2 separate regions of the Homo sapiens genome follow, and region 2 is linked to region 1. The links are chromatin loops, found by intact Hi-C in ENCODE. Cell type or tissue: IMR-90. All regions are shown on one strand.

The links. Hi-C counts contacts between places; a loop is a spot of excess contacts. Peaks named below come from ENCODE experiments on the same cell type or tissue, not always from the same donor. Only the 100,000 strongest peaks of a DNase experiment are listed, where the experiment ranks them.
Region 2: a loop joins it to region 1, with 10 times the contacts of the local background. A loop is called at or near these places in 2 of 110 quality-filtered maps.

The regions. Positions count from the first base shown.
Region 1 is chr6:4,209,295-4,211,794 of GRCh38, forward strand. No RefSeq gene overlaps it. Among named protein-coding and RNA genes, the nearest start is that of ECI2-DT, 74 kb to the left of the region's middle. In IMR-90, a CTCF peak has its summit at 1,515 (motif pointing left); a DNase peak (open chromatin) is centred at 1,487.
Region 2 is chr6:4,124,706-4,127,205 of GRCh38, forward strand. It overlaps ECI2 (enoyl-CoA delta isomerase 2), which reads right to left. Exons shown (of 10, transcript NM_206836.3): 6 at 1,430-1,532; 7 at 545-665. It also overlaps the pseudogene TEX56P. Among named protein-coding and RNA genes, the nearest start is that of ECI2, 9.6 kb to the right of the region's middle. RefSeq lists an enhancer at 1,250-1,544. In IMR-90, a CTCF peak has its summit at 1,493; a DNase peak (open chromatin) is centred at 1,446; H3K27ac peaks cover 303 bases.

The sequences.
Region 1 (2,500 bases):
CCTTCTGCTGTTAAAGCTTGAAACTTGTATCTGTTTTATGAGTTCCTTCCTCAGGAAAGGACCTTCGGGAAGTATCAAAGAACTGAAACTCAGCAGATCACTGCACCAAACACCTCCTTGCCCCACCCTAGTTCCTGTTTTCTTACACATTGTTACATTTCCTCGGTGCTCTATAAACCCCTAGTTTTGGTAAGTCAAGGAGATGGATTTGAGACTGAGCTCCCATCTCCCTGGCTGCAGCACCTAGTTAATACTTCTTCCTTGGCAATACTTGGCATCTCAGTGATTGGCTTTCTGTGCAGCAAGAATCAGGGCCTAGACCAAACCTCTGGAGTTTTGGTAACATCAACAGTACAATAATAAATGGAAATAAATAAAATAAATAAAAACATTGTATATAGTAGACCAAATGGTCATAGTTACTGTGAGAATGGGAGAGCAGAAAAGGCAGTTGAAGGAGGAAGCAAAACAAGGGGTCAAAGAGAGGCAGAGTCAATTATATTAAAATCCAGTTAATTTTAATATAATATATAATTTAATATGATAAATACATAAAATATATAAAAATCAGGACTTGGAATTTGAGTGTTACAGATTTAGAACCTATTTGAGGTCCACTCCAGTTGACTATTTTATGCATAGTAAATTGAATTTTGATTTCTAAACTTTAGTCTCCTGACTTGCTAAAGTGCTCAGGCCTTACATGGTACAAAGGGCTTAAAAAATGAGGCTTAACTGATTTGGTGTCCAAAGTCCCAGCTTGTTTGGTGGACCATTGGAATATTGCTGGGAGAACAATAACAATTTTGGGAGACCAACACAAGACCTTGTGTCACAGTGAAGCTTATGAACCTTGACATCACTTAAAGGCAAGTGTGTGGTTTTTTTTTTCTAGGATAGTTCCCCAAATTAGGAACATCTCTTGTGGACCCTTGTTTGAGAATAAACACTAGTGCTCTAAGTCATTGTTTCCCTTCAGGAGTACTTGTGCAGATAAATAGGTCACCCCAATAGCTGAGTGATCCCACAACCATTACCATCTTTGGTTATAAAACGATCTCCACATTTAGATTTTGAGCTCCTGGAGGGGAGGTCTCCAATATTCTTTACTTTCTTTAATTTCTCAGCATCTTGCACATTGCATGTGTACGGTTAGGTGGAAGCTTCACGAGTGTTTATTAAATGATTGATCAGAAGAAACAGGGAGAGTAACTTCATGTAACTGGAGTGGCTTATTGAAAAGTTTGTCACCAATCCCTGTTCCTGTGTAGTAAACTTGTAACACATCTATGGCATTCCATCTTAAATTGTGGCTCCTACTGAATAGTACGCACATCTCAAGTAGACTTGGAGGCTCTGCTCACATGGCCTCTGCACCCCCTCTCATAGCTTGTTTTCTGATGTACCAAGGAGATTCTTGTATCTTTGAAGACTGCTAGCTCTAAGGCAGTTTCTTGTTTTTTCTCATGAAGGCGGTGAGGAATAGCCTTATTTTGAATCACTGTGACCCCTTGTGGGCATGTGTGGGGACTGCACCCCAACCTCTGTTCTAAGTAGTAGGCCCCATGCCTTGCTTGGGGCCACCTTGGCTCACTCTCCACTGACAATCTCAGTATAGTCTCCTCTCCTCCTACCGCCCCCCGCCCCCCGCCTCACCCACTGAAGACTGAGTGACCTGGAATAGGAGTATTCTAAACTGGAAGGCTTAATTCAGTGTGACAAGGCAACCCTATTAATTTGCCTCTGCCTTGAGTTGGGATTTCAAATCTCTCCCTGTGTCTACAGGATTGAACTGGCATGAAGTGCATTAGCTTCCCACTAGAGTTGGTGCAATTCTGCTTCAACTCCCTCTCCATCTCCCTTGGTGACTTCTTTACACCAGGAGGCAACCTGCCTTTATGGTTCTCCTTCAGCAAACACACACTTTTCTCCCCCAGAGACAGGTTTCCATGGAAACCAATCCAAGGGGAAACATTCTGGAGAGGTAGAGTTTGTGGTGTAAGGTATGGTGAAAACCACAAGAGGGGTGTGTGGAGAAGGCAGTTATGTCAGGATTATGTTAGAAATGTGAACAAAAATGTACTGAGGCAGTAGGAAAGCACATTAAACTTTAAAAGTGTTTTTAAATGTTGCTATTCAATGGGAGTGACATATCCTAGTGAAATCAGAAGGCCGTAGAGTGCCCACTGTGTATGAGGCATGATGCAAAGTGGAGGGAAGGACCCAGGTGGCAGATGTGGCCTCGCCTCAGGGAGTTTGCAGCCTCTTTGGAGAGATGAGATGGGCACACCAGACAATAGTACATCAAAGCAAAGAATGAATGGGACCCACACGACCAGAGAGGATGCAGCCATGACTCCTGCTTTAGGCCAATCATCTTACCTTTAGAAACCAATTTTTTTTTTATTTGACTGCTCTATTATATTAAAACAAATAGGCTGGGTGTGGTGGCTCATGTCTGTAGCCCAGCATTTTGGGAGGCTGAGATGGGAGGATCGCT
Region 2 (2,500 bases), 85 kb before region 1:
TTACTACTGTAGTAAAAATAAAAACTAAAATCTGTATAATGCAATGGTGAACACAAGGCTGAATTGTGTTCTGGGCAAGGAACTTCTCAGAGCTTCAGTTTTCTTATCTGCAAAGGAGGGAGTGACAGTAGATAATGCTCACAGGTCCTTCTCCTTCTAAAATTCTAAATCCATTTACTCAGTAAAAAGGATCAACTAATCCCTTGCACAACCTGCAAAGATGCTATTCCTCCCTCCCATAACAAATTTTCAAGTGTCTCCTGAATCTTTCAGAATAACATGAAAGCTGTATACCTATTGTGGAATTTGATTAGAATCCGGAACAGTCAGAGTTGGAACAATGTTCACAACAAAATGCAAGTTAATAATGAAGGAAAAATAAAATCAGTCAAATCAGCCTAATGCTTTGGGAAAAATCTAAATTCAGTTAATTCTACCACAAACAACATGTAACCTGCTTATGACTGGCAACGCTGAAGGAGGATTCAAAGGCTCTCATCTCGCGCTGCTTGCCTGACCTCTTGCTTTCTAGGAGCTGACTTACCCTGTCAGATGCATACACGGCATCGAATAGCCCAAGGAGGGTGACGGAGATGCCCACAGCTGGACCATTGACCACTGCAATCAGAGGCTTAGGAAAATCTATAAAACAGCCCACAAATTCCCTACAGAAATGGAAACACAAAATCATTAAATGTGCCAAAGCAGCATGACTAAAGCATGGGCAAGACAGTCTGACTCTGAGATAAAGCCTTCTGTCAGGCTGGGTGTTTCCACAGCCACCACCAGCAGTGCCTCCTTGTCCTGCCACTTCCCTGGTCTTCCGCACCAGATTCATCCAGGGCATCCGTCTGAATGGCAGTGGATGGAAGACCAACCAGTGAGACCTATGGGTCAACCCTGGTTTGAATCTTGTATTCTGGACAGTGAGTTCAGGGCTGTAAACCAGCCGCAGTCTTAGAGATTAGGTTGGGTGACTGAGCACATGCTGCAATATCACAACAAGTGGGAATTACAGATTTGGCAGGAATAAAGAGAAAAGCCTTCATGACCTCCTCCTGTGTTTACAAGACTCCTCCGAGTCTCCTACCTTCAGCGTTCATGGAAATCTCCCATTCCTCTGGCTGGATGAGAATTTGCTAAATTCCTCTGCCTCAGTGCAAGATAATTTTGTTTACAACTATAGCTCACTTTTATGTTTTCCAGTCAAATCTCATGAGACCAGCAGGATGAACAGGTAACAGAGGTCAAAGAGAAAGAATGAATGCCCACCTATGGATGGAGGCAGTTTAGAGAAATATGCTTGTCCAAAGTCACAATTAACTGCACTGACACAGAGAAGCAGATATTGCACTTTTGCTCAACTAAATACCACTTTGATGACTAAGAACGGGCCCTCTGGGATCAGACAAAGGTCAGTAACTCTTACCTCAGTAAAACGGCATTATTTTTAGCTTTCTCCTCTACTCCACCAGGGGGAATATCAGTGAAGTTAGTCAGATCATTCCCACTACTGTAATAGTCACCATTTCCTATAAGTAAGAAAATCAACAGATCCCTCATTCAATCATCCTATAATTCTTGAGTATCTACTGCATGCCAAACTCTATGGTTAGGCAAGGGAAATACATTGGAGAACGAGCAATGGTTCCTGCCCTAACTTACAAACTAGTGAGTACGCTGGACACTGATCTATAAAAACACACCGATAAATGTAGCTAATGCTACTGTTGAAATAGAGGAGTGGTGCGTCATGAAATGAGGGTATGTACCAGGAGGGTTGGTCTAATCAGGGAGTTCAGGAAAGAACTTTCCTAAGGAAGCGACAACTGAATTGAGATCTGAAGGAGAGGCCAGGTGGGCTAGAAAAAGAGGGCTGGGAAGAACAGTTTACACAAAGGAACAGCCTGTGCAAAGGCTCTTTGGAGAGGTTATCCCCACTGTAGATGAAGTAAGAGCCACTGTAGCTGACTCAGGGAAAGCCAGGGGGAAGTCGGTGCAGGATGAGGACTGGCAGAATAGACCTGACAGTGCTTTGTAGATCCCATGAGGAAGTTTTTTCTTTATTCTAAGAGCCACTGAAAGTATGTTTCTGAGTGTGTGTGTTTAATTAAAGTACAATTTATATACAATAAAACAACCAGTTTTTAAATGTTCATTTAGATGAGTTTTAATAATTTTAAATACCCACAAGATCACCATCCAAAACAAGATACAGAACATCTCCATCACCCCAAAAGTTTCCCGTAGGCTCCTTCCTAGCTATCCCACCCCACCTGCTCCAAGGCAATCACTTTCTGACTTCAATTTCCACAGAGAAGAACTTTTGTCTACTGTAGAACTTTCTACAAATGGACTCATACAGTATGTACACTCCTGTCTTTATTTTGCTGAACTGTGTTTTAAAGATGCATCCACATTCTTGTGTATATCATTTATTCCATTTTATAGCTGAGTATTCCATTGTACAAATAGTCAACAATTTGTTTATTCATCCATG